2 separate regions of the Homo sapiens genome follow, and region 2 is linked to region 1. Evidence: chromatin loops called from intact Hi-C (ENCODE). Cell type or tissue: Caco-2. All regions are shown on one strand. Each heading gives the region's core, and the rest is flanking DNA. Links, peaks and the distances in the headings are about the cores only.

The links. A loop is a pair of places that touch in the nucleus more often than their neighbours do. Peaks named below come from ENCODE experiments on the same cell type or tissue, not always from the same donor. Only the 100,000 strongest peaks of a DNase experiment are listed, where the experiment ranks them.
Region 2: it touches region 1 in a loop (2.3-fold over the local background); 2 of 110 quality-filtered maps call a loop at or near these places.

Annotation. Positions count from the first base shown.
Region 1 is chr15:38,122,060-38,137,265 of GRCh38, reverse strand. No RefSeq gene overlaps it. Among named protein-coding and RNA genes, the nearest start is that of LINC01852, 57 kb to the right of the region's middle. RefSeq lists enhancers at 6,945-7,074, 7,205-7,254. In Caco-2, for the core only: no CTCF peak of the experiment used is centred there; a DNase peak (open chromatin) is centred at 9,865.
Region 2 is chr15:38,207,996-38,223,201 of GRCh38, reverse strand. No RefSeq gene overlaps it. Among named protein-coding and RNA genes, the nearest start is that of SPRED1, 37 kb to the left of the region's middle. In Caco-2, for the core only: no CTCF peak of the experiment used is centred there; a DNase peak (open chromatin) is centred at 6,221.

The sequences.
Region 1 (15,206 bases), core at 8,389-10,888:
TCAACCCTTGTGGAAGTCAGTGTGGCGATTCCTCAGGGTTCTAGAAGTAGAAATACCATTTGACCCAGCCATCCCATTACTGGGTATATACCCAAAGGACTATAAATCGTGCTGCTATAAAGACACATGCACACGTATGTTTATTGCAGCACTATTCACAATAGCAAAGACTTAGAACCAATCCAAATATCCATCAATGATAGACTGGATTAAGAAAATGTGGCACATATACACCATGGAATACTATGCAGCCATAAAAAATGAAGAGTTCATGTCCTTTGTAGGGACATGGATGAAATTGGAAATCATCATTCTCAGTAAACTATCGCAAGAACAAAAAACCAAACACCGCATATTCTCACTCATAGGTGGGAATTGAACAACGAGCACACATGGACACGGGACGGGGAACATCACACTCTGGGGACTGTTGTGGGGTGGGGAGAGGGGGCAGGGATAGCTTTAGGAGATATACCTAATGCTAAATGACGAATTAATGGGTGCAGCACACCAGCGTGTCACATGTATACATATGTAACTAACCTGCACATTGTGCACATGTACCCTAAAACTTAAAGTATAATAATAAAATTTAAAAAATAAAAATAAAAAAAGAAACAAATATTTTATTCCAGTCTGTGACTCTTCTTTACATCTTAACAGTGTGTTCCAAGGAGCAGACATTGTTTATTTTGATCTTGTATGCTGCAATTTTTCTAAAATTACCTGTTAGTGTTAGTTGTGTTTCTGTAGATTTTGTGGGATTTTCTTTATAGGTAATCATGTTGTGCATTAATGAAAACAGTGTTCTTTCTTTCCTTCCAATCTGGATGTGTGTTTTCTCCTTGCTTTATTGTACTGACTAGAAACTCCAGTATAATATTGAATAGCAATGGTAAGAATGGACATTTTTGCTTTGTTCCTTATCTTAGGGGAAAAGCATTCAATTTCATACTATTAAGTATGTTAGCTATATACTTTTCATAGTTGCCCTTTCAGGTTGGGAATATTTCCTCTATTCCTAGTGATATGGTTTCGAACTGTATCTCCACCCAAATCTCATGTTGAATTGTAATCCGTAATGTTGGAGGTGGGGCCTGATGGGAGGTAATTGGATCATGGGGGTGGTCCTTGAATGACTTAGTACCATCCCTTTGGTGCTATTCTCATGACAGTGAGTGAATTATTGTGACATCTGGTTGTTTAAAAGTGTGCAGCAACTTCTCACTTTCTCTCTCTTGTTCCTGCTCTGGCCATGTAAAATGTGCCTACTTTTCCTTGACCTTCTGCCATGATTGAAAGTTTCCTGAGGCCTCTCCAGAAGCTGAGCAAATGCCAGCATCATGCTTCCTGTACAGCCTGTGGATCTGTGAGCCAATTAAACCTCTTTTCTTTATAAATTACCCAGGCTCAGGTATTTCTATATAAAAATGCAAGAACAAATGAATACACCTAGTTTTCTGAAAGTTTTAATTAAGTATGTGTTTTGGAGTTTATTAAGTGCTTTTATAGATGTATTGGAGCAGTCTTTTAAAAAATTCTGTTTATAGGGTTAATCACATTGATTGATTTTCAGACGTTAAACCAAGCTTGCATTCCTGGGATGTATTATTTGAAATATATTGCTGGACTTGATTTTATACAATCTTCTTAATTTTGTGCCAATGAGAATTATCGAGAGTAGTTTTCTTTATGCTTTTACCTCATTTTGGTATCAGGGCAATGCTGGTCTTATAGAATAAATTGGGAAGTATTTCATCTTCAATTTTCTGGAAGATTTTATATAGAATTAGTTTTTTTTTTATTAAGTATTTGGTAGAATTCCCCAATGATCTTGGCTTAGCGTTTTCTTTATGGAAAGGCTTTTAGCTACAAATATAAGTGCTTTAATAAATGTAGGACTATTCAGCTTATCTATTTCTCTTGAGTGAGCTTTAGCGTATGTATTTCAAAGAACATATCTAGTTCATTTAAGTAGTCAAATTTATTGGCTTAAAATTATTCTAATATTTCCTCATTTCCCTTTTAATATCTGTACAATCTGTAGTGATATACCCTCTCTCAATCCTACTATCAGTAATTTTTGTCTTCTGTCTTTTTATCCTCAATTTGGCTAGAGGTTCATCAATTTTTATTGACCTTCTCACAGATAATTATGATACTCAAATGCCCTCTTGATTCCCCCGTTTCTTACTGTAACTCTAGTTCCCACATCTGGAGTCTCCATACAACAAAAAAGGCTGGTCTTTCTTCAAGTATAAAATTCAAACTCAGGGTCACATGTAAGACTTTCTCTAATATTCTGCAACTGCTTATGTGCCAGTCATAATAAAATACTTGTAGTTTTCTTGGTACACCAAAAATGTAATGTCTTTGTGTTTCTGCATATGTTGTTTCCATTAAGGAAAATACCCTCTCCCTTTTTCCTCTTTCCCTAGCTCTTGATCATTCTTTAATATTCAGTTTAAGGATTACTTTTGGGTAGCATGGCTTCTTTGGCTGCCTCCTACCTTGCCACTCAGTGTTTTCATAGCACCCTTGCATATGGCTCCATAGAACTTACTATGTTTATATTATTGATATTCTGTTTACTCATATGTGTCAATCTAAGATAACAACAGAGAGAATTCCTATCGATAGAAATGAATTCAATTGGGAATAAACAGGGGGTTAAAACTCATGTTATGACAAATCATAGGCATGTCTGGAGAGGCTGGGATAAGGAAAAACTCTTAAAGGCAAAAAGAAGAAGTACACATAAGCTGCTTTGAAACAAACGTCATTGGCCACAGGGACCTGCTGCAGGAGCTGATGTTAACTCATTGGTGAAAACAGCCATTGCTAGGCAACTGTTCTTGTGAGGGTGGCTGATCTGAAAAGTTGCAGTCTTGAGGAACTTTTTGCAATGAGCCAGATGAGCAGAGTGTGTAGGAACTTCTTGGGCAGAAACAACTGCTTCACTCGTCTTATTTATTTATTTATTTATTTTTGAGACTGGGTCTTGCTCTGTTGCCCAGGCTGGAGTGCAATGGGCAATTATAATTCTTGGGCTCAGGCAATCCTCCTGCCTCAGCCTCCCAACTAGCATGAACTACAGACATGCGTCACAACACCAGGCTAATTTTTAAATTTTTTTTGTAGAGATGGACTCTCCTTACGTTGCCCAGTCTGGTGCCTCACTTATCTTTGTATCCTCGCTGCTCAGGTCTATGTCATAGAACTAGTGATCAATAATGAGCCAATATTAGGCAGTACTGTTTAGTCTGTTGATTCTTAAAGTGTGATCCCTGGATCAGCAGCATCAGCATCACCTGGTTGAACTTGTTAGCGCTATAAATTATGTCCCATCCAGCTTGACTGAATCAGAAACTCTGGAGGGGAGACACAGCCATCTGTAGTTTAAAAAACTCTCCAGGAGACTCTGATGCCTGATAGAATTTGAGAGTAATTGGTTGAGTAGTGAGAAAATGACTGTAGAATCAGTGAGGCCTGGCTTAAATACTGTCTCTGTCACCTTTAAACTCTTTGACCTGAAATAACTTACTTAACATTTTTAAAGCCTCAGGTTTTTATATATAAAAAGGGGGTAGTAGGAGCTGTTTTATGACTGCTTAATGTTTAAATTAAATAATATAGCTAAAGCGTCTAGTATAATAATTGTCCCATGATATGTGCTCAATAAATGATAACCATAAACAATAATAATAATAATGATACCCATATATAATAATTTCCAGTTGATGGAAGTGGAAGACTGCTTTTGGCAGTCTCTCTGGATATTGTTTTGATTATACATAGAATAAAAAAAGTTACAGGGAAGTATAAAAAAATCCTTAGAATCAAAATATTGTAAGAAATGGCAAACAGAATCAACAAGAAAAAGGAAAGAAAAGAAAAATGATCAAGAGAGATAAATTTATTATGAGAGGATAAAATTCCAATGAAATTATTTGAAAATGTGGTACCTATATTTTGCAATACAATTCACAAGTTTTTTGCTTGGTTGAAAATAGAGACTTGGACATATTCAAAGTTTGAGTGGTATTTAATTTGCAAATTATTATCTTTTTTTATTTATAAGATTATTATTGAGCACCAACCACAGAGTAGGCTTGGTGGTAGATACAGAAATACAGAGATAAAGGACAGAGTATTCCTCACCTAAACTAAGCTAAGCTCAAGAGTCTAGTGGGACTTACCAGACACTACCAGGGTGATATCTAAAACAGGTCAGGTGATTTTTTTTTTTTTTTCAGACACAGTTCAAGCGATTCTCCTGCCTCAGCCTCCCAAGTAGTTGGGACTACAGGTGTGTGCCACCACGCTAACCTAATTTTTTTGTGTTTTTAGTAGAGATGGGATTTCACCATGCTAGCCAGGATGGTCTCGATCTCCTGACCTCTTGATAAGTGATTATTTCTTTAGGATTTTAAATAATTTATAATGGGAGGGATACAAAGAGGGAAAGCTAGATGAGCAGCTAAGATGGCCGTCAGTGTTTAGTGTGTCTGTGAACAAAGAGAAAGAGATTGTCTTCAGCATCAGCATTCCTTAAGTGGGCATTTCTCCTGGAATTTGTAGCCCTGATTTTGTTGAAGGTTTCACCAAGCCAGATCCATTGAAAAACTGTGTTTATTACTTTGGTTTTTCAGGGTAGAATTTCAAATTTGGTTTGATGCTCCAAATGTGTTGGTGATCTATACATTCAAGGCAGTGTGCTAGGTGCTGGGGGTACCAAAGATGAACAAAATGTAATCTTTGTCCTGAAAGAGTTCAGTGTCTACTGAGATAGATGCATATACTCTTAACAACGGTGTATTTTATAGCACTTTATAGTCAAAAAACACTTTCACGTAAATGATCTTAATTGGTCTTCACAATAGCCTAATGAAGTAAGTAGAGTCAGTATTGTCAGCCCATTCTACAGATAGACAATTAGATTAAAAACAATGCCTATTGTTTGTCTGGAGATTTACACTATGTTAACTCCATCCTCTATGTTACTGTCCTTAGGCAATCAATCAACAAGGTTTGTTGATTCTATCACCTACATGTCCCTGTAATTTCTCTCACTATTTCCACCACCACTGCCTTAGTTGAAATAAGTTCATCCTTCCTTGCCCAGGCTATTTCAATAACCTCCTAATTGGTCCCCCTGCCTACAATTTCTACCCACTCCAATCTGCCACAGAATTATCTTTCAAAAACAGCAATGATCATACCACTCAGCTGAAAAATTCTTGCTGGCTCCTCTCTCCACCAACATATGCATGGCATAAAGGCACTTCACAAGGCTCCCCCAATAAAAACTTCAAACCTTACCTCTTGATGTTGATCAACCCTGCCCCCTTGCTAAATACACACAGACTAGATGCTCCAGCTACACTAAACTTATCATATTTTTTCAACCCAATGATTGTTGAATATGAGTATCTACCAAACATTGCATGAGACTTGCTCATATTAACATTTTTAAAACCCAAAATTCAAATTAAACTGGCCATCCTGCTTTTTTCTTTGTTAAATCTGAGAACTCTAGTTCCTACAGACCTAAAATCCAGCTCTTATACCCCCTGGCCATTAAGCACTACCGCATGTGCAGTATCTAGTGACAACCAAGGCTGAAATTCCCACCCTGCCTTCATGGAACTTCCAGATGAGCAGAGAAGGTACAAAAACTATTTCTAGAATTGATATTTAACACTCAAAGCCTACATGTTTTTGATAAACATTGACGTGGTAAACTACAGGCCCAAGGACATGTCATGTACTCATCACATAGGAGAAAATAAATCCAAAACATTTTTTCAGTTGCCTAATGATAAGAATATATTGAAGGCAGTCTGAAAAGCTTAGTTGAAAATGTCTCGGTTACACTTTTACTCAAACTACTACAATATTGAGATCAGCGTAACCTTGGTCAAATTGCTTAACTCTTCTGTACTTCCTTTTAAAGTGTGCACGGGGGAGAGAATGGGGCAAGAGTAGGAGGGTAACCAAACTCTCTTGCCTAATGAAATGACTGTCAAGCTAAACGTGTAATATTAATATGTATTCAGACGAGGGCAGAGGCAAAAGTCAGGCGAGGAGCATTAATTAACAAGTTTTCAGTTCTTGTTGCAGAATGCACAAACCTGGAATTGGAGCCAGGAGATTGCAAAAATGATTCCAGATCTGCATGGTAACAATTTAGACTGACTTCCACTCCTGCCTGAAATTTTGCAGCAGAGGAAGTTCTTTCCCTGGCCGTCTGCCTTCCCCCGCCTCCTCCATCCCCCAGTACCTCAGGCCTCTCACTCCCCACATCTGTTTCCAAGCCAGAGAGCTTAGGGTCACAGCATGGCGCAATAAGCAGCATTAGCAGGCAGCATGAATCAGTGGCAAACCTTTGATTTTAATCCCTTGCCTCTCCTAGAGAGGAAGTGTGGTCTAGTGGTTAACCCACTGAAAAAGCAGCTAGAAGGCAAAATTCCTGGTCCTCTCCATGCCCTTGTTCTATTCTTATTGGGACACGCTGCCTGTCAAACATACTTTTTTTTTTTTTTTTTTTTCCAGCGTCCCTCTACTACATTATTCCCTCAACTGGCTTTATCATAAAACACATGCAGGAAACTGGTTAAACAATTCCTTAGCCTTATTCCAGAATCTCCCAGGGAAAGGCCTGGGAATCTCCATTTTTAACAGTTACTACAGATGAGTCTTTATAATCAGCCTCAGCTCATCTGTATGCCCGTTATACGTCACACCAGGCGAAGAAGAAGCAAGCTTTAAAGGAAACCTAGCCAGGGAACTGAGGCGAAAAGAGTGTATCTACAGAACGATTTGCTTTTACAAGCCCATGTGAGAAAGACGAAAGAGTAGGACAAGGAGATCCGGACTCTAGTTCTGGCTCTGTGTTTCCAGATCTGTGCGAGCATGGACAGGTCAGTGAAACTCCCCTGGTGGCATTCTCATCATCTTAAAAATAAAAGTGATTAGATCATCTCTTTCAGTTCTGTGATTCAATGAATTATTTCTGTGATTTCACAGAAATGCCAAGATGGGCTCAGAAAATCTCTTTTCCTGAAAATGACAGCGGGTGCAGTCACGGAGGTGTGGGCTGACTTGTTTGGGGTTGTGGGAAGACAATGGAGACAAGTGGCAGCCGGGAGGTTTGGGGCCATGGCCGCAAGGAGATTTCTCCCCTCCCTTCTCTCTTAAGGCTCTGCAGCTGGCCTACTTATGCAAAGGCTTTGGTTCCTCTTTCCTTTTTAAAAGCTTTTCTGATTCGTACATTCCCCTGAGGAGCAGAGATTCATCATTTTGCGGAGAACTTGCACACGCTTTCCTGAAAGGAAGAAAGGAGGGAGGGATGGGAGGGGTTGGGTGGATTAGTGAGTAGGCTAGGGTTGGTTGCCAAAGAAATGAGTCTCTCCATGTGTGATAAACATATAACCATCACATTGTTGGCTCTGAATATGCCCAGCAAAACCCTTTGTCCCACTTCCACAATGCCTAGAAGTGTGTTCTCGTTAGTGGACTGGACATCCGCCTACGCATCTGTCTCTGGAGCATTTGGGCATTCTTCCACCCCAGAACAAGTGGGGGTGAGTGAGGAGAAGGAGGAGTGAGTCATGACTGTAGGAAAAGGATGTCTTATGAAGCCAACGCAGAACTAGCTTCCTAGAAACATCATGACAGGTCCCATAAAGCCCACGTTTGGTTCTAATTATAACATGCCCACATTTGAGCATTTTTACAGTTTTCCCATGGTAACAACAGGGTTTCTGAGGAAGAGGACTTTGACTCAAATGTGCTCTATATGTCTAATAGTGTGAGCTGGTTGGACTAAAAAAAAAAGCAGTTATTTTTGCTATTTTACAAAGGAGATACTACTGGCTTGTCTATGCCTATTAACACAGCTATAAATGGGGGATAAGCACATGATATAAATAGGTCAAAATGAGCCAGATAAAATTTAAAAGATATTTTTTAAAGGCCAGGATGAGCAATGTAAACAAAATCAGAAAAAAATAAAAATCTTAAATAAGTGGAATTTGTTTTCCCCCTCAACTTGTGACAAATGGCAAGCTAAAAATAAACAAATAAGCAAGGATTTATTTAAAAAGCAACTTTGGAAGGACGCTTTGAACCATTTAATTCTGGCTCCATAGGCTACACATTCTGATCCTATTAAACCAGGACTGCTCTTTCTGGAGACGATCATAAAGCAGAGCACACATCTTTGAAAAATCAAGTTATGTTCAAGCATGATTTTAGTACCATGTGTTATTTTATTTTATTTACAAAATCTTTGAAAATGGCTAATTCTGAGAAAGTTATTCACAATCATTTGAAATTATATCTTAGTCCTTTGTTATTTTAGACAAATGAACATTTTATTTTTTGAATTAATTCTTTCCTATTTTTTATTATTTAGATACCAGAGATACTAGCCAGAACCTAGGAGACTGGAGTGAAAACCCTTTCTTCCTTTAGTATGAGGGATTCCAGGCTGGAATAACTAGATCTAGGAGACATCATGAGGCAAGAGGGATTTCCCAGGCTACGCTGGAGACAGAGCTGAGGAATAGTGTGTACTCCTGCGTGAAGCCGGCTTGGAGCTGGTTGGAATTTTTTTTTTTAACTCTCTGCAAAGCTGGCATATGTGGCATTTAGAAAAGGAAGAGAAATTCTGCCTATCCATTTTGCAAGATTATCAAATGAGACTTTACTCTGTAAATCTCAGCAGTTATGAAAGTTGGCATGGTTTTTAAACCCCACCACAGGAAGTGGTGATGATCAGAAAACATGTTGGCCATGTTTTGAAATTTTCCAGAAGTATAAGAGATTCTCTTCCTGTATAAATAATAATGACCTCAGGTTTAGTAACTTCTTAGGAAATGATTAAGGCAAAAAGATACATACCTTCCTCAATTTTAGTTTCTTCAGATAAATCCTTGGAATTTTGTATGATAAATTCAGGAAGTTTATTATGGTTTATTTTCATGACAAATGAAGAAATATTAACATGTGCTTGTTTTCCCCCATTTTAAGCATATTTACTTATTTTTACAACAAAATGCCCTCTTACCAAAATTTGGGCTAGAGCAGTAATGTTTTGAGGTGGGACCCCAATATATTGTGGATATTATAGTTGTTGATCAAAGTAATCAGTTGGCATCTGGTGAAGCAAAATATAATAGCTAATTTTTGTATAACGTATATAGCTTACTATGTGCCAGGCACTGTTTCCAGTACTTATAAAAATTGCCAGTATTGTAGATAATCCTCAAAACCACCTTGATTCCCATTTACAGATGGAAAAACAGAGGCACGGATAGGTTATGTAACTTGCCCTGGGTCACCAGATGATAAGAGAAGGAGCTGGGCTACAACTCTGGTAATGTGTTTCATCAGTCCAACCTCTTAATCACCATGTGATATTACCTCTTTGAAAAACTACCAAGAGCCCATTATAGAAAACAGAGCTGAGAGGAATGCATTTAAAAGACTCAAATTCTTGAAACTTAGTCTCAAACACAGACAAGCACTTTTTGAGAAATAGTCAGTAAGAGGAATATGCTTCTAGTGTCAAGAAGAGGAGTTCTTTGGCATGACTGTAGACACCTAAGGTCTTAGATATTGCTTGAATGAGTCATAAGAGGACAAAGGCCATTACTTCATCTTCTTTATCAACTGAAATATCATCCTTATGAAGTATCATAAAAGTGTACTTCCTGTCTATAAGGAACTTGTGGTTTGATAAGATAAAGGTAATTGTTGACATTTGATAAGCCCTTGTTGCAAAACTGCTGTAGATAGGGCATGTAAAAGTGAATAAGCCATCATGCTTGTTTTCAAGGTGGCTGCAGCCTGGATGGGAGATGGATAGTCACCACTGGGTGTGGTAGATGTCATGGCAGGTGGAAGAGAAGGAGTCTGTGAGAGCAGCAGGAGGGGCTCCAGCCTACGCAAGGGATTCCAGGATGTCTTCCCCAAGGACATAGTGCCTGACTGAAGTCCTTCAGAATGGTTTCCCCCCATTTCCACATCGCTCTTCCCTTCTCATCCATATCTGAATTTATAAGTAGTAGCTGTAAATACATGATCTGTTCTTATTTCCTACTCATATGTCTTCCTTCCCACTTACCTCCCAGGTTAGATGCTTGGATCAAGCTCAGCAGAAAAGAGCTAAGAAGCATTGGAGTAGGACAGCTGAATGCCTGGGAATAGATAATTTTTGCATCTGATGCACCCTATCTGTTTGGAGACCACACTACCTTAGCATTCTATGCAGATGGATCTCCTGGCTACTGACCACTTACCTGAGCTTCTTTTTCTTCTTTCTTTTTTATATTGCACATTGTAATTGTACATATTTATGAGGTATATATAATTTAATGTGTACATATATATGTTTTATAATGATCAAATCAGATATTTAGCTTATCCATCACTCATATATTTATCATTTCTTTGCTGTGAGAAACTTCAAAAGTCTCTCTTCTAAGCTATTTTGTAATATACAGTGGCTTACTGTTAACCATCATCACCCAAATGTGCAATGAAACACCAGAACTTATTCCTTCTATCTTATTCTAACTTTGTACCCCTGAGCTTTCTGTTAGTGTTGAGATTTCCTCTAATTTTACCTTCGTTTGCTTCTCGTTTCCCCATATATTCACATGATCTGATTTCTGCTTCCTTGCTTAGTTCCTGTCTCTCTGCTAACTCTAACCTTTGATTTATGTTTTCTTTTGGAGGGCCTTAAATTATATTTTTGCCCCTTGATTTACACACTACCTCCATGCCTCCTGACATGTGCACTCATATATTCCATTATGTCAATTAGGAATTTGAATCTTGGGAGCAGATAGAACTTAGTGCTAGATGCCCAAGAATAGAATCCAAAGTAAAATAGAAATCTTACTGCTCTCCCTTAACTAGAGAAAACTTCTGGGAGAGAAGTAATCTTGAAAATCTTTGACTGTTAACGGCTGTTATATATTGGAACATAGCCTTTTGATGAAAAAGGACTGCTTTAGACTTAGGTAGGCAATTTTAGTTGACAGTTATGTGCATTCCCTTTTTATTTTATTTACATTTTTTAATTTCTTTTTTATTATTATACTTTAAATTTTGGGATACATGTGCAGAACGTGCAGGTTTGTTACATAGGTATACATGTGCCATGTTGGTTTGCTGCACCCATCAACCTGTCATCTACATTAGGTATTTCTCCTAATGCTATCCCTTTCCTAGCCGCCCACACACTGACAGGCCCCAGTGTGGGATGTTCCCCTCCCTGGGTCCATGTGTTCTCATTGTTCACCTCCCACTTATGAGTGAGAACATGTGGTGTTTGGTTTTCTGTTCCTGTGTCAGTTTGCTGAGGATGATGGTTTCCAGCTTCATCCATGTCCCTGCAAAGGACATGAACTCATCATTTTTTATGGCTGCATAGTATTCCTTGGTATATATGTGCCACATTTTCTTTTCTTTTTTTCTCCAAGACAGAGTCTCTCTCTGTCACCCAGGCTGGAGTGCAGTGGCGCAATCACGGCTCACTGCAACCTCTGCCTCCCAGGTTCAAGTGATTCTCCTGCCTCAGCCTCCCAAGTAGCTGGGACTACAGGCACATGCCACCATGCCCAGCTAATTTTTTTTGTATTTTTAGTAGAGACGGGGTTTCACTGTGTTAGCCAGGATGGCCTCAATCTCCTGACCTTGTGATCCACCTGCCTCGGGCTCCCAAAGTGCTGGGATTACAGGCGTGAGCCACCGTGCCCAGCCCACATTTTCTTTATCTAGTTAATCATTGATAGGCTTTTGTGTTGGTTCCAAGTCTTTGCTATTGTGAATAGTGCTGCAGTAAACATACATGTGCATGTGGCTTTATAGTAGAATGATTTATAATCCTTTGGGTATATACGCAGTAATGGGATTGCTGGGTTAAATGGTATTTCTGGTTCTAGATCCTTGAGAAATCATCACACTGTCTTCCACAATGGTTGAACTAAATTACACTCCCACCCACAGTGTAGAAGTGTCCCTATTTCTCCACAGCCTCACCAGCATCTGTTGTTTCCTGACATTTTAGTGATCACCATTCTAACTGGCATGAGATGGTATCTCATTGGGTTTTGATTTGTATTTCTCTAATGACCAGTGATGAAGAGTTTCTTTTCATATGTTTGTTGGCTGCATAAATGCCTTCTGTTGAGAAGTGTCTGTTTATATCCTTTGCCCACTTTTTGATGGGGTTTTTTTTTCTTGTAACTTTAAGTTCCTTGTAGATTCTGGATGTTAGCCCTTTGTCAGATGGATAGATTTGCAAAAATTTTCTCCCATTCTGTAGGTTGCCTGTTCACTCTGATGATAGTTCCTTTGCTGTGCAAAAGCTCTTTAGTTTAATTAGATCCCATTTGTCAATTTTGGCTTTTGTTGCCATTGCTTTTCGTGTTTTAGTCATGAAGTTTTTGCCCATGCCTATGTCCTAAATGGTATTGCCTAGGTTTTTTGGTTTTTCTAAGGTTTTTATGGTTTTAGGTCTTATGTTTAAGTCTTTAATCCATCTTGAGTTAATTTTTGTATAAGCTGTAAGGAAGGGTCCAGTTTCAGTTTTCTGCATATGGCTAGCCAGTTTTTCCAGCACCATTTATTAAACAGGGAATCTTTCCCCATTGCTTGTTTTTGTCAGGTTTGTCAAAGACCAAATGGTTGCAGATGTGTGGCGTTATTTCTGAGGCCTCTGTTCTGTTCTATACATCTGTTTTGGTACCAGTACCATGCTGTTTTGGCTACTGTAGCCTTGTAGTATAGTTTGAAGTCAGGTAGTGTGTTTCCTCCAGCTTTGTTCTTTTTGCCTGGAATTGTCTTGGCTATAAGGGCTCTTTTTTGGTTCCATATGAAATTTAAAGTAGTTTTTTTCCAATTCTGTGAATGGTATCTTGATGAGAATAGCATTGAATCTATAAATTACTTTGGGCAGTATGACCATTTTCAAGATATTGATTCTTCTTATTCATGAGGATGGAATGTTTTTCCATTTGTTTGCATCTTCTCTTATTTCCTTGAGTAGCATTTTACAGTTCTCCTTGAAGAGGTCCTTCACATCCCTTGTAAGTTGTATTCCTAGGTATTTTATTCTCTTTGTAGCAATAGTGAATAAGAGTTCACCTATGATTTGGCTCTCTGTTTGTCTATTATTGGCATGCAGGAATGCTTGTGATATTTGCACATTGATTTTGTATTCTGAGACTTTGCTGAAGTTGCTTATCAGCTTAAGGAGTTTTTGGGCTGAGATGATGGGGTTTCCTAAATATACAATCATGTCATCTGCAAACAGAGACAGTTTGACTTCCTCTTTTCCTAATTGAATACCCTTTATTTCTTTCTCTTGCCTGATTGCCCTGGCCAGAGCTTCCAATACTATGTTGAATAGGAGGGGTGAGAGAGGGCATCCTTGTTCTGTGCCAGTTTTCAAAGGAAATGCTTCCAGCTTTTGCCCATTTAGTATGATATTGGCTGTGGGTTTGTCATAAATAGCTCTTATTATTTTGAGATACGTTCCATGAATACCTAGTTTATTGAGAGTTTTTAACATGAAGCGGTGTTGAATTTTATCGAAGGCCTTTTCTGCATCTATTGAGATAATCATGTGGTTTTTGTCATTGGTTCTGTTTATGTGATGGATTACGTTTCTTGTTTTGCGTATGTTGAACAAGCCTTGCACCTAGGGATGAAGCCGATTTGATTGTGGTGGATAAACTTTTTGATGTGCTGCTGGATTCAGTTTGCCAGTATTTTATTGAGGATTTTCACATCGATGTTCATCAGGATATTGGCCTGAAATTTTCTTTTTGTGTGTGTGACTCTGCCAGGTTTTGGTATCAGGATGGTGCTGGCCTCATAAAATGAGTTAGGGAGGAGTCCCTCTTTTTCTATTGTTTGGAATAATTTCAGAAGGAATGGTACCAGCTCCTCTTTGTACCTCTGGTAGAATTCGGCTGTGAATCTGTCTGGTCCTGGGCTTTTTTGGCTGGTAGGCTATTAATTACTGCCCCAATTTCAGAAATTGTTATTGTCTATTCAGGGATTCGTCTTCTTCCCAGTTTAGTTTTGGGTGGGTGTATGTGTCCAGGAATTGATCGATTTCTTCTAGATTTTCTAGTTTATTTGTGTAGAGGTGTTTATAGTATTCTCTGATGGTAGTTTGCATTTCTGTTGGTTCAGTGGTGATCTCCCCTCGATCATTTTTTATTGTGTCTATCTGATTCTTCTCTCTTTTATTCTTTATTGGTCTGGCTAGTGGTCTATCTATTTTCTTAATCTTTTCAAAAAATCAGCTCCTGGATTCACTGATTTTTTTGAAGGGTTTTTTGTGTCTCTATCTCCTTCAGTTCTGCTCTGATCTTAGTTATTTCTTGCCTTCTGCTAGCTTTTGAATTTGTTTGCTCTTGCTTCTCTAGTTCTTTTAATTGTGATGTTAGGGTGTCGATTTTAGATCTTTACCGCTTTCTCCTATGGGCATTTAGTGCTATAAATTTCCCTCTAAACACTGCTTTAGCTGTGTCCCAGAGATTCTGGTACATTGTGTCTTTGTTCTCATTGATTTCAAAGAACTTATTTATTTCTGCCTTAATTTCATTATTTACCCAGAAGTTATTCAGAAGCAGATTGTTCAGTTTCCATGTAGTTGTGCAGTTTTGAGTGAGTTTCTTAATCCTGAGTTCTAATTTGATTGCACTGTGGTCTGAGAGACTGTTATGATTTCAGTTCTTTTGCATTTGCTGAGGAGTGTTTTACTTCCAAGTATCTGGTCAATTTTAGTATAAGTGTGATGTGGTGCTGAGAAGAATGTATAGTCTGTTGATTTAGGGTGGAGAGTTTTGTAGATGCCTATTAGGTCTGCTTGGTCCAGAGCTGAGTTCAAATCCTGAATATTCTTGTTAATTTTCTGTATCTTTGATTTGTCTAATATTTACAGTGGGGTGGTAAAGTCTCCCATTATTATTGTGTAGGAGTCTATGTCTCTTTGTAGGTCTCTAAGAACTTGCTTTATGAATCTGGGTGCTCCTGTATTGGTTGCATATATATTTAGGATAGTTAGCTCTTCTTGTTGCACAGATCCCTTTACCATTATGTAGTGCCTTTCTGTGTCTTTTTTGATCTTTGTTGGTTTAAAGTTTGTTTTATCAGAGTCTAGGATTGCAACCCCTGCT
Region 2 (15,206 bases), core at 5,263-7,762, 89 kb before region 1:
ATATAGTGAGATACATAAACTTTCCCTCTGTGAAAAGGAGGACAGAGATTTACAAACTGAGGTGTGTTTTTTGGCTACTGTCATTTAAAGGCATGAGGCTGGCTGGGTGCGGTGCCTCATGCCAGTAATCCCAGCACTTTGGGAGGCCGAGGCAAGAGGATTGCCTGAGCTCAGGAGTTCAAGACCAGCCTGGCCAACATGGTGAAAACCCGTCTCTACTAAAAATACAAAAATTAGCCAGGCATGGTGGCAGGCGCCTGTGATCACAGCTACCTGGGAGGCTGAAGCAGGAGAATCACTTCAGCCTGGGAAGCGGAGGTTGCAGTAAGCCGAGATCGCGCCACTGCACTGCAGCCTGGGCAACAGAGCAAGACTCTTTCTCTAAATAATAATAATAATAATAATAAATAAAGGCATGAGGCCTTTGGCTGTGATGGAGTCCTTTGAGCTTAGCCTTTCTTGGATTCCTTCTAACCTTTTGACGGAGCTATCAGGTCAGCAGCCCACTCTCAGACCATTTACCCTGAAGGTGAGCAACTAGCTTACCACAGTCATAGATGTTTATAAGGATGTAGACCATCTATGCCTTTGGCTTGACATGAAAAGACAACAGAATATAAACAAAATAATTCATAGGAAAAAGGGCCATTGAAGAGCTTTCCTCTTTCCTTTTCTCAGCATTGTCAGCAATTTGTTTTCTTTTTCATGACATGCTAAATAGGTATCAGGCATAATACAGTATACTAGGTTGTCAGTATGTATTCAATGAAGGATTGTTGGGTGATGAAAGGGCATCCCAGTTTAAAATATGGAACTCTCCAGACCTGGGCTTATTCATACTGGGAACACCTTCTGAAACATCACATATACCTCAGGAGCCCTGACAGCAGCTTTCAAGTCTTAAGGAATGCAGCTGCAGATGCTCCTGGTTAGGTGAGACTGATTGGCCACAGCACTGGCTGTCTGGAGCCTGCCTCCCTGGTCTATTTGTTCTCTAGCACACTTTGATGGATAGATGCCAGAAGGTTCTGGTGCCTTGTGGGGCCAACTAGACGGTCAGGGAACTCCACCCAATCCAAGCTGATTAGGCCAAGTAGGCAGTAGTTAACTGTGTGAAAGGTGAAGGAGAGGATTCTGGGAAAGATACTGTAAATGCCCTCGGCAATGAGTTTTCATAAATTCATCTGGCCACAGAGTGTATACTAGCTCCATATTTAAAATATCTTAAATTTTAAGAGTAATTTATGTTTGTCATTTAACAAATGAAAAAAGCGTAGATGAATATAAGGTAAAAAGTCCCCCTCCGGCCGGGCGCGGTGGCTCATGCCTGTGATCCCAGCACTTTGGGAGGCCGAGGCGGGCGGATCACGAGGTCAGGAGGTGGAGACCATCCTGGCTAACATGGTGAAACCCCGTCTCTACTAAAAATACAAAAAATTAGCCGGGCGTGTTTTCGGGTGCCTGTAGTCCCAGCTACTCAGGAGGCTGAGGCAGGAGAATGGCCTGAACCCGGGAGGCAGAGTTTGTAGTGAGCCGAGATGGCGCCACTGCAGTCCGGCCTGGGCAAAAGAGCGAGACTCCGTCTCAAAAAAAAAAAAAAAAAAAAAAAAAAAAAGTCTCCCTCCTGTGTGGTGATACCCTAATCCTACAATTTGAGTAAGCACAGCTAACAGTGTCTTGTTTATCTTCCCAGGAGTGTTTAGTGCATGTATAACCGGTATAGTGAAGGGGCTAAGACTAAATAAGGTGAAATCAGAAGAGTAGCTTTATTTTTTTCTTTAACCCAAGCCCTTCAAACCCATTCTACCAGTCTCCCTCCATAGACCTTGGACAGTATTTTGAGCAGATCCTATGGGTTTTCCAAACATGTCTAGATGTTAAAACATTCTTTTATTTTAAAATGTATTTAAAAGGTCAATCTGATCAAAATCAAAAGTTCCTTCTCATATCTGACTTTAAACTTCTACCCTCTCCTTAGCTTAGGCCTGGCCTTGGCTCAGAAATCTGCAGTGAGGAGGAGGAAGGTGGAATTTGGCTTGTCTGTCCACTCTGCCTTGCTTTCCCACTCCTCTGGATCCCCTGCTGAACCTGGCTACTCCAGGACCGGGCTGAGGGGCAGGAGGAGAGGTAACAGAACAAGGTCTTGCTCAACAGGTGCTTTGTAATCAGATCAGTGCCCTCTGGATAGTGCATACCTCATGCTGGCTTTTTCCTTTATGGATGGTTTTGTAGGTTTTTCAGAGAATGCCCTCTGCTGAAGCAGCACTTTTGTTCTCTGTTCAATGAATCATTTGTTTTGAGAGATGCTCTCTCAGCTTAGCAGAATGGTTCCCTTCCTTCCACAGAATGTTTCAGCTGGGGTTATCTTGGCCTGGAAGCCAGCTCTCTGGGGGCAAGTTCTTTTCGAGATAGCACTAGCCTGGCAATCTTCCAGGAGGATCACTTAGCCCATGGGAGAGCTTGGCATCATTGCCCCACAGAAGCATGGAGGAACAGCCTATTCCAACCAGAGCCCTCTTTCTTTGCTTTATCCTAGCAGGTCATTCTGGCCACCCTTCAGCCTTTTCCAGGCAACAGGCAGGCACTTCGTTCTGTACCCCTGAGTTCTAGGGAACAAAGGTCAAGCTCACCCAAGGGTTCTCTCACTACACTCTTACAAGAGGAGGAAGCCTTCTGAGTTTTTGAAGATTGGCAACAGTCAAGCTGGGGGTGGGATGCCTTTTCTCCCTCTAGTGAGCCCCCCATTCTCTCCAAAGTTCTCTCTTTTCCTCTAACTTGGCACCCTGTGCAGCTTCTCTCATGAGGCGGGCAATCCCCTGGAGCTCTAACACTATTGGGCCAACAACTCTTATCCAGGTTCTCCTCTTCTTCCTCACTCTGATCAACCTCTAGTATCCTCTTACACAGAGATTGATGGTAGGTGATGGGCTAAGGGTCACAGTATAGGGTTTTGTTCACCATTTAGCAAGTCCTAAATGGATAAGATAGCACCTCTATTTAGAACATGGGGGAACATGTTACTTACTGTTATCAATTTTGAAACCTCAGCCCAAATTCAGAGACAACAGGAAAAGTACACACACTTCTAAATATTGTATATCCTTTTCTTAACTTCAAATGGGAGTATACTATTCTTACTGTTTTGAAACTTGTTTTCTTCACTCAAGAACATATCTTAGACATCTTACATTGTCCATATGTACAGATTACTGTATCTTTCTAATGGTCTATGCACTGTATGTCCATTTTCAGGTTTCCATTATTACAAACAGTGTTAAAATGAATAATCTTTGTACACTTTTGAAAGCGTATCTGTAGAATAAATTTCTACAAAGAGAACAACTTTGAATTCATAAGTAGGACTTTAATATGTCTTGCCAATTTGCCAGTTTTCTATCAGTTTTCGCTGTCACCATTGAGGTATAGGATACCCATTTCTCCATACTTCCACCAAAAGCATTGAAATGTTTTTCAATGTGATAGGTAAAAAAAATCTCTACCTTATTTTAGTTTGTGTTCAACTGTAAACATGGCTGAACATCTTTCCATATGTCGCTTGGTCTTTGATATCTTTTGTTCCAAGTTGCCTTTTCACATCCTTTGCAAGTTTTTGTACTCATGATTTTCATATTGATTTTTAAAGAGCACCCCACATTAAGGACATTAGCCATTTTCTGATACATGAAATGCAAACATCGTCTCCAGTTCTTGTTTGATACATTGGCTTTGTGTGTATCTTTTATTTCTCTTCTCCAAAGAAGTTTTACAGTTTAATGCAGTAAATTCATCACTATGCATTTGTGGCCTCTGGATTTTATGATATCCTTAGGTTATGAAAATATTCCCCCATTTTCTTCTAGTGTTTCAATGGCATCATTTTTTTTTACATTTAAGTTATTGATCTTTATGGAATATATTTTAGGGTAAAGTGTGAGCTTATTTTTATCTAACAAAGCAAACTTTTACATTTATTTTTACTTATTTTTCATTTTAAAATAATTTTTAATTGACTATTTATTTATTTATTTATTTATTTATTTTAGAGATAGGTTCTCTCTCTGCTGCCCCGGGTGGAGTACAATGGTGTGATCATAGCTCGCTGCAGCCTCAAACTCCTGTGCTTAGATGATCCTCCTGCCTCAGCTTCCTTAGTAGCTGGGAGTGTAGGTGCATACCAACGAATTCAACTAATTTTTTTATTTTTTGGAGAGATAGAGTCTCACTATTTTGCTCAGGCTGGTCTTGACTTGCCAAGCTCAAGCAATCCTCCCACCTTGGCCTCCCAAAGTGCTGGGATTACAGGCATGAGCCACCACCCCCAGCCCTCAAAGCAAACTTTTTGCCTCTCAGACTTCAGTAACTCCTCTTTCTCTTCTTCACATCACTAAATGAAAATCTAAATCCCTTTAACTACAGCTTCCCACACAGCTAAAGGCAAAAGCAAATACAAAAGGTAAATTTTGTGTGTGTGTTTTAAATAATGCCCACAGCCCACTTTCCAGGAATCTTAGCCTGAATTTTCTGGGCATTGGTCTCATGGACCAGTGCTTATTTTCATGGCAGTTACAATGGGTTTTCAGATCAGGTGATAAAAAGAGGCAAGAATATTTGCTCCTTCTTATTTTTATAGCAGATGCCAGGAGAGAGGAAGTAATAGGCCCAAGGTCATAGAACAAATTAGAGTGTTGAAATCCAACATTCTGAGCCATCAAGCCTGTTGCACTCATCATTGGACAATATCTTGTAAAAAGCACAGGTAGAAAGCATTCTTCTTATTGCATCACTCACCAAATTACATAATCCACAACAAAAACAGCTAGAGGGCAGTGGGCAGGGTAAAGCTTAGCCCATTGAAATGCACAGATGTTTTAGTGAATTGGGAAAATGGCCTGCTCATAGAGATCATATATAATAATTGACAATGTGAGTCAGAGTTGGGCCTCATTCAGAATTAATCTTATCCTCTTAATGAAATTGCTGATTGTTTTGACTTGCTCCTCTCTGCCTGTTTCAAGTTGCCTGACAGTGTGTTCCAAAGACAGTCCTGCTGGTCTGAGGCTCTATTCTCAAGTGCTGAATTATAGCGTCCATTAAGGAGTTCAGAAGATCTGTTTGGAGAGGCAGGAATCCAGCAAAGCTTCTAATTTTTCCATGATGACTGATGGATTTGGAGCACTCTTAAGGGGCGGCTGTATAATGCTAAGTGTTTAGCATGTGCCAGATTTGTCACCTTACATGAACCCTGTAGCTACCTTTTATTCCAATCTCATCTTCATAGGCTACCAAGAAGTGGTAGGTGGGAGGGGGGAATAGGAGGGAACTGCTGCTTCCAAGGGAAGAAGATTTCTGACTTTGGGAGTAGGGAGAGGTGGGAGGGAACGTGGGCAGTGAAGGGGGAGGCACCAAAAAAAAAAAAAAACCCTGCCTGTGTCCTAATTACCTGGAATATTCCCTGCTTGGATTTCATAGGTCATTAGATTTCTTCCAGAAATGTTGTTTTGCAAAGGGTGTGTGGAGTAAGCAGACCTGCTGGTGAATAGGACATCCCTTCCTAACAACAGGATATGGAAGGGTTCAGCTCCAGGAAGATCTCTGTGCCCAAAATGGTGGAAAGAAGTCGGAAATGGTCTCTGTATGACCAGCTGCTATTTTCTGTAAACTCAAGTGGCTCTGGGGATCGGCCCCAGCACCTCGTAATACTGGGAGACAGTGTTTAATCTTAGGTGCCTGAAGTTCTTCAGTTAGTTTGTGGTTTATGTGGTTAGTGCTGACAGCACCAGCTAAGTTGGAGTTACAGGCAGTGATTGTGCTTGTCATAGAAATGGTTCATTCCTTGATGTGCTTTCAAGTGCTGTGTCCTATGAATCCTGTTGGCAAGAAAACCATCCTCCACCCTAGCACTTACTTAATAAATATGTCTTGAAACACAGCCAAAAATGCATATGTTTGCTGTGCTGTTAGATTCCTTCTTGAAAGGGAAAAGCTCTTCTGAAAGTGATGCACAAAGGATTCTATTAATTAGAAGAACTTATAATGTCTCCCTATGGAATAAAGAAAAAATAATAGCCTGTATTGCTACTCCACTAGTTCCTTTGTTGGACAACATGTATTGCTTTTGCTCCTAGCAAAAAAATTGCTGCTCTGACCCCTCAGTTGTCTCTCTTATCCTTCTGCTGTGCACATACAACTATTCACTAATGTCAACAAGACTTATGAGTGCATATCCGGTGGGGCGGAGGCAAAGGGACTAGATCCCAAAGTCAACATCTTCGCAATGCATCCCAAGATGAAAATGATCAAAGTCTCATTACTCTTCAATGACTAAGAGAAAACAAGGTAGCACATTCAGGACACAGGTTAGAGATGAAACAGAAGATTTTAATTTGTTTCTGATTTATGTTCGTATATGCACCAGATCCAAAAACATTTCAAGTCAAACTTGTCTCTAGGTATGGTAAAATAGGGTCATTGGAACTCACTTGAAAATAGAATTCTAGAAAGTAATTTAAACTTCCAGAAAGCTGGAGGGGGAAAGAGCAGCCATCCAGGCAGAAATCAGATGCTAAAGATTCTGAAACACACTTGGGTGAGTATCATCAGAAGAAAACATGTGTGTTGGATAAAGTAGCTAGAGAGAGGCCTCCATGCCTCTGAGGGAACAGAGAGATTCCTTAGCTTGTTTCTGCCTTGATGAGTTGATGACACTGTAGTTAGACTAAGAGGGGCTCCTAAGAAGACTTAGTCTCAATTCTAAAACCAGTGCTTCCAGACCTCCATTTTATTCTGGGGATAATACACTCCTATTTTCCTTTGTAAGTTATACTGTGTATTCTGTGTCCCCTACAGATTTATACCCCACCCTTTTCCACTCTGGACCCTATGAGGCTGATGTCTATGGCCTACATCACCTGGGCTCCCTTGCCTCTGGCTTTTCTTTGGGTTTGGCTAATGGAAGTGGCTGGCAAAAAGTCAGAGGGCGGCAGGAAAGAGAGATGGATCAACTTTTTCCCCACTGCCCTTGCTGCCAGGCCTCTGTTTATTAGTGGCTGTGTTCCTTAGAAAAGGCCACAGCTCCTGTCAGGATCCTTTCCCACTGTTCAGGTCTCCCTGGGATCCAACAACCACCCCTTTCCCTTAGCTGTCAGGCCTAGGATTGCTAGTGTCTTCTCTCTTTTGCTAGCCCAGAGATGTTTCACCATCCTTCCTTGGCTTTCCTTAACCAGTCTTACTCTTTGAATGAGCTATCTGTTTTCTGCTAGAATTATGACGTGGATATCCATCCATATCAGCACAGCTACTAAGAACAGAAAGCAAGCAGCCAGTCCCTTATCTGGATCCAACAACATACTTTACAGTGTTGTGGGTTTCTGGTAGTTGTTTTACCTTTGGAAATGTTGTTCACAGGCTCCCATTACAAATGGTCACTTCTGCTGTGTTTTACCTCTATCCTCTGGCCATATTAGCTGTTAAGTGACAACCTTGGCCTATCTGCTCTGACTCTTTCTTGCTTTGGATAATTTAAGTAAGTGCTTCCTATGAGTCAGGTACTGTGCTGAGCTTTTTACTTATATATTTTATTAAATCATCTCAATAAATAGGTACTATGTTTGTCCATAGGTCACAAATGAGAAAACTGAGGTGCAGAAAAAGCTAGTGAAAGTTACACAGCTAGGAAGAGCAGGCATTCAAATTCTGTTCTGCTCTAAACTGCAAACCTCTGTGCCAGCTGATCCTCTGGCTTAGATCTCAGAACTCACTATCATTACATGCCATGTTTCTACATACATTGGTGCTTCCCTTGTGTTTTCTAAACCATGGGGTATCTTAGCTATTCAAACTGCTCACTAGGCTTCTAGTCCTGGCCCATCTCCTGTTCCTCCCAATCTGGAGCTTGATCTCTGTTTTAGTTTGCTAAAACTGCCATAAAAAATACTCCTGGGGGGCTTAAACAATAGAATTTATTACTCATGGTTCTGGAGGCTGGAAGTCCAATATCAAGGTACTAGAATTCTAGGTTTCATTCTGAGGACATTCTCTCTGAGGCCAGTTGCTCTGTGTGTGTGTGTGTGTGTGTGTGTGTGTGTGTGTGTGTGTGTGTACATAAGGTTGTCTTTGTGCACATGAGGAGAGTTCTCTGGTGGCTGTTACTCTTCTTAGACACCAGTTCTATCAGATTAGGGCTCCATCCTTACGATTTCATTTAACCTTTATTACCTTCTTAGAGGCCCTGTCTCCAAATATTCACATTGGTGGTTAAGGCTTCAACATATGGGACACTGTGGGAACACAATTCAGTCCATACAGTACCTCTTTAGGAACCCAGACTTAGCATTGATTCCTGAGTCATCATGGTCAAAAACAAAAATCAGATCCTCTAGGGTAGGAAAAAAAATTCCCTCCCCCTCACACCTACAAGGTAGGAATCTTTCTAAATTCTTATAAACAAGTGATTTTTTTTCTAAATTCTTATAAATGAGTGAATTTTTTCAAAAGCATTTGGAAATATTACGTTAAACTGTACATATATGAGGACCTTGATTAACAGAATATTTATTTTTAAGGCATCCCATTCTAACTTCAGACAGAGCAACATTATGTCATCCTAGTAAGATGCGGTCTATGTCATATTTAATATTCTGTGTGAACTTACACGTTTCTGAAGTAGACAGGATTTATTTGTACAGCATGAGAAGGGTGTGGAGAGGAGAGCTGCCAGTCATAGATAAAAACATACTTGGAGGTGTTTAATTAAGAGAAGAGAAGAAAAGAAAAAAGCTTTGAGGGTGAAGAGAAGGGGATGGATGAAATATTTTATCCTTTGGCAAATGTGTTTTCTGTGAAAAATTACAGGATTAAAAAAGTGGTCATGGAAGCTGTTTACCTTCCTTTCCTACTTCTACTCTTCATTCTCATAAATCTGACAAGTTTATTTGTTTCTGCTCAGTTGTACCTCTGGAGAAGAAGATAGGGACTATCTATAGTGGACTAGTTCCAGTTAGCTAGTTCCTAAAGTAAATCTGGCACTTGATAATGAAGAATCTTCACACATTAGGTTATTTTAACTTCCAAGAATCTGGCTAATCTGGTAGAAGTACCATAGCTCTCCAGAGGAGCAATTTATCACTTTGATTAGAAAAAGAAAGCCAGTATTATTTTATACATGGAGAAAAATGTAATAGAACATTATTGGAAATGATTTGCCATTGGTATATATTTTTAACTTGGCATGTGTAGATATATGGAGTATGTCAACATAGACAAATCTTCGTGTTTTGTTTTGTTACAGTGCATGCTATAGCAAGGGAATCTAACAGCACCAGTGGTACTGGCTGTTGGGTTGGGGACATACCTCAGATTAGGTAGCCCAAGCCACTTGTGTTTCTCCAAAGTCCTGTGGGTGTTTTGAACTGAGAGAGTAACACAAAAAAAGAGCATGGGGTCTCTGGACAGTTACAGGTCTGGAGCACCTGGCTCCTGGGATACGTGAGGTAGAACTTGCTGAGACGCAGTGATAGGAGGTTTAATACTCTGGTGTGTCTTAATAGTACTAGTGTAGAAAATCCATCCCTGTTATTACTCTGATCTTTTCAGGAAGCAAAGTCCACAGTCTTTCCCAGGCACTCTTTTAGTCTGTAGTGCTATTATGTCCAACAGTTCTCTATAAGTAACTCCAATCACTTATGCTAAGTGTAAGCCTACTGTCTTTTGTTCTAACTACAGTAAAGCTAAATGTCAGTGAGTCTGCATAATGATTCTTGTCCTTGAAAACTTTCTCTTGCCTTTATTAAATGCATTGTTCCTCTCTGAGTTATAAAAAGACCAAGGAAAAAAGAAAGCAACAAAATGGATGTGTCATTAGAGTGAATATCTTCAGAAAGTTCCTCACACGCCCTGGATTTTCTGATTTTTACCTCTTATATTCTGGAATCGAGGGTGATATGAACACATAACCAGAGCATGTCATTCTTTTCTTCATGAGCAGAAGGGAGGGGTTTTGTGAATTAAAAACTCAAATGCTAATGCCATGGAAAAATTATGACTTGGTATCACAAACGCAGTCAGTGTTTGTGCAGCCTCTCCTACTATGTTTAAACTATAAAACAGAACTCCTGTCTCTTTACATAAGCATAGTGGTATCACAGGGAACTACTTATGTGAGAAGGCTTTTCTCTCTTTCCCTAGTTTTTCCTTCTCTTTTTTAGTGAGTGTGGGGGAAGAGTTTCAGCTCTTAGATGTTGGCCTTTATAACTTCCTTGTTGAAATTGTGAAGTTCCAAAGTTAATGTTTCCCTCAGGGAATTTCCTTGACAAGCAAACAGTTCTTGCCTTATTCTTCCAAGGTGGGAAACATTCAAGGAGGGAGGTCTCTCAGCCACAGCTCTTCCTGGAACATCTCCCCACTCCACTCTGGAATGTGGGGCCTATGGGGCCTGTGGCAGGTGGGAAACCTGTGGAACACAAAGCCCAGTTGTCCCTCTTCTAAAACTTTGCTTTGTCTGTTCAGAAACTGTCTGGATTGAGCTGGTGTCTCAGCACAGAGATGCCATGAGAATCTATGGGAGTAGCTACTCTATCCTTGGGATTGGTCAATGTATTGTCCCCAAGCCTGAAGGACAAAAACCTCACTCATTCACCTGTGCCAATAGACACTTGTGATGGTTAATATTACGAGTCAACTTAGCTAGGCTACAGCACTCAGATATTTGGTCAAACATTATTCTAGATGTTTCTTTTTTTCCTTTCTTTCTTTTTCTTTTTTTTTGAGATGGAGTCTCACTCTGTCATCTGGGCTGGAGAGCAGTGGTCCCGTCTTGGCTCACTGCAACCTCTGCCTCCTGGGTTCAAGCAATTGTTTTGCCTCAGCCTCCTGAGTAACTGGGATCACAGGCACATGCCACTGTACCCAGCTAATTTTTGTATTTTTAGTAGAGATGGGGTTTCACCATGTTGGCCAGGCTGTATTCTAGATGTTTCTGTGAGGTGCTTTTTAGATGAGATCAACATTCAGTCTGTAGACATTGAATAAAGCAGATTACCCTTCATAATATGGGTGGGCCTCATCCGATCAACTGAAGGCCCTAGAAAAAAAGACTGATCTCCAAAGAAGAGGGAATTCTGCCAGCACACTGCCTTCAGACTCAACTGCAGCTCTTCCCTGGGTAGCCTGCAGATTTTGGATTTGCCAACTTCCTCAATCAGCTCCACAATCATGTGAGCCAATTCCTTAAAATCGGTCAGTCTCTCCCTCCCCACCCTCCCCCAACCACCTCTCTCTATACACATATATGCATACATCCAGTTCCGTTTCCCTTGAGAACCCTGGCTAATACGGCATTGACCATACCTTAAAATTGGTTCTTAAAACTTGATCAGAAGTCTATTTGTGGAAGACAGCTATTTGTATTCTACTTGAATAAGTTGGCAATACAACACTTTTCAGGCTGTGGTTCCACATGAGGCTGATAAGAAACATGCAGTCATAGGAGAGACCTCAGGTATAGTGATTTATTCTCCACAACTTGGCTTTCTAAATCCGTAATCTTATTGTGTTGTTCATGTGCTTAAAACTCTTTACTGCCTTCAAGAAAAAGGGTCAAAATGATTAATGTGGCCTATGAGTAGCATGATCATGTAATTATCCAAATGGGAACACTTTTGAGAGTTAAGAGGAGTGCTGTTAATAGGATCCCTGTATCTATAAGATTCTGTCAGTTCTGACCCTTACCTCCTCTAGCTCCACATTCCCCTCCACTCACTTTGTTTAAGTGCCATGCTTCTTCCTGCTGCTGGGCCTTTGCACATGCTAATCTCTCTGCCTGGAATATTGCCCCTCCCACCCAAGCATCCCCCACTCTATCTAGCCAGTACTTCCTCATCCTTCAGATTTACCTCAAATATCACTCACTTAAAGTCTCCTTGGTTTTGGTGTGAAGTTGATATGTTCTCAAAACAGCACGCACCTTTGTAGCACATGCCATTTTGTAATTCTACCTTTTTACTTTTATTTGGGTCACTATTTGATTCAAATTTGTCTCCCCAGCTGACTGGAAGCTCCACCAATGCAGGGATTGTACCTGTGGTTCCAAGGCTTATGTGCTTGGCACGTAGTAAAACTTCTTCCAAATACTTAGTAAGTAAATAATTGAGTGAATCCTAACCATTTGAACCCCTTATAAGTGAAGTGTTATTTTCATTGGCTAGAGGTTAAGGAAGCCAAGGTTGATATATATGCCCTTGGTCACATCGTGGCAAAATTGACACTTAACCCTAGGTTGGTTGACCCAGAGTCCATGCACTTTCCTCAACACCAATCTGTTTTTCTCTGCACCTACAGAAACCAAAGGCAAAACTCCTATCTGTGGGCTTCTCATATTGTCTCATCTCTAAAAGCACATCCAATCCTGACACTACTAAGAGAAATGAGAAAGCTATCTCTGTACTTTCGACGGAACCAATCTTAGAGTAATTGTCTGGAGATTATGGAACCTATTGCCTCTGAATAATTGAGTAACAGAGTGAATCATATCACTTGAAGGTGAGAATAAGTGTGTACAGAATTTTTGTTATCCCCAGATTTTAGAGCGTAAAATGTTTGATCTCATGAAGGGAAGAAAATATAACACGGTTATATTTCATAAAAAATTGAGATTAAATCTCATGTTCTATTTTTATGCAACTTAAGGGTGTTTTAGATATAATTATAAAGAATCAGAGCAACTGTTTCCTAATTGATTCCTAAGTAGCAATACTAAACCCTCTCTTGGTTATCAGGTAGATAATTTCATGATTCCATTTCATTTTAGAAACACAATAGCTTAAGAATTGTGCAGCCTTCGGTGGGTATCATGTAATGAGCAGATAGCTCACAGACAGGGAAACTTACAAAAATCTGATCAAAATGGTCTTATAGTCCTGTCTCCTTAATTTCATACCCACAGGGCAGATTCACAGCCAAGTCTGAAAGACTTGACAAAATAGGGTTACATTGGAAATGCTGACATGAGCTCAGCAGAGGAATGGTCTTACTATATTGCTGTAACAATCTGAGCAAAAAAAAGAATATTTGTGTGTGTGTGTGTGTGCACTAATCTTCAAGCTACCTCTACGTGACTTGAGAATATGCCACTGAAAGCAACATAAGTTGGCCACATAAATTGTGCGTACATTCCTAGTGAACAGGGCTCTTGATCACATTCCTGCCAATTATGTTGTTCTTCAAAATATCTGAACTAAGTCTTAACATGTTAAGAATGCTCAGGAAAAAGGATAAAAAAAAGTACCAGTGGAGAATTTTACTTCTCTGTTATGAAAACAGAAGAAAGAGGGGCTTATTGGAATAGCAAGTCAAGACTGTTTGCAGGCGACTTCTACTCAGGTAAAGTGACTGATTTATAAGTTACTATGAGATAAATTTGGGTTGACTTGATGGCAAAGAACTTAAGGGACTTTAGGAAAAATCATTTTGGTAGTACCTATCCTTCCACAGGACTTCTTTTTTTCTCATGACATTTATCTTACTCTGGGCTGAATAAATATTTGTGTTTCTACTTTACTTTTCATATCTGCACTCCCACCTCCAGCCCCTTAGACTTATGTTGCCAGAGGGCAAGAAATATGTTTTATTACTCTTTTAATACCATATGATACTCAATAAACTGCAGTGAACATAGCAAATGCAAAATACGCATAAACTGGCTAATACGATTTAGTGCCAGGCATGGTGGCTCATGCCTAATCCCAGCACTTTGGGATGCCGAGGCGGGCAGATCACCTGAGGTCAGGAGTTTGAGATCAGCCTGGCCAACATGGTGAAACCCCGTGTCTACTAAAAATACAAAAATTAGCCTGGCTTGGTGGCAGGTGCCTGTAATCCCAGCTACTTGGGAGGCTAAGGCAGGACAATCACTTGAACCCAGGACGCGGAGGTTGCCGTGAGCCGAGACCACGCCATTACACTCCAGCCTGGGTAACAAAAGCAAAACTCCATCTTAAGAAAAAAATTAATAAAATACTATTTAGTAACTAGCGACCTGAACACTGTAGAATATGGGCAGACGAGATATGTTCTGGCAGGTAAAATAATGACAACTCTTGACATTTTGAGAGCAATCTGGGCCTAAGATTCTTTGTGTGTTTTATTATTAGCCTCTTGAGCACTGGGGCTCTTAGCCTGGACCAGGTCACCTGCCAAACCAAATTGGCAGAATTGTTTTCCCTTTACAGGATCACTTAGGAGCCAGTTAATGCAATCATCCTCACTCAGGCTGTGCAGTTAGGCAAACTTACATTTGAACCCCAGTTTTGCCAGTTACTGGCTGTGTAACCTTGGGCAGATTTCTTCACCTCTCTAAGGGAAATAGTCTAGACAGTTTCCAGAGGTGAGTGCCTATGGCTGGCAGGCTTTCCATATGCTCCCAGCATTTGCGTAAGTGAGCTATGTTCACTTACAAGGCAACAGAATGGGAATATTTGGAAGTCAAAACACATTTTTTGGACACAGAAGAGAACCTGGAGGTGAGTGGGCTTGGAGTTTTGTCTAGGACTTTGGCATTAGCTGTCATCCTAATTTTATCTGGCAAAGTAGGATAGAAAGCAGCAATTAGCCCTTATGGTTTGATCTGCAAACTGCTTCTTGTGCATTGAAAGTTGATTGACAATTCTGAATGCACACCATATATAATCCTGAAGCTCTACTGCTGAGGTTGCTGCTGGGAATCCCAATATTATCTCCACTCCCTTGAACTGTGCAAGAACTGTGGAAACCCCCAGATGTTGCTTCTTCCACACTGACCCGTGATAGGAAATGAACATGTTACACACTTCTAGGTTTTTAGGATTGGGGAAATGGAATAACTGACATTTCTGAGAAGTCCATGTGACCCACTCTAAAAGTCTGAGGTTTCAGATTAGATGTTGGCATCTCACATCCTAAACTCTACCCTGTGCATTAAGAGTTTGATGTATATGCATAGCTGATTATGTGTCCCCAGTGGCACATAGATGTGGTGGTTACTTCTGGGGAGACATTATCCACATTTTACAGACAGTTGGAAAGAAGACCTTGGAGTGAAGCTTCTTGCCCAGGGCCATGAAATGGGTCTATAGTAGAGGCAGAAGTCCCAGGATTTTAGGTCCAATTGGTTTGATGTCCCGGAAAGGTCTTTTCGGTATTGGAAAGTGAGGCAGCTGGAACATGGCCGTCTTCCC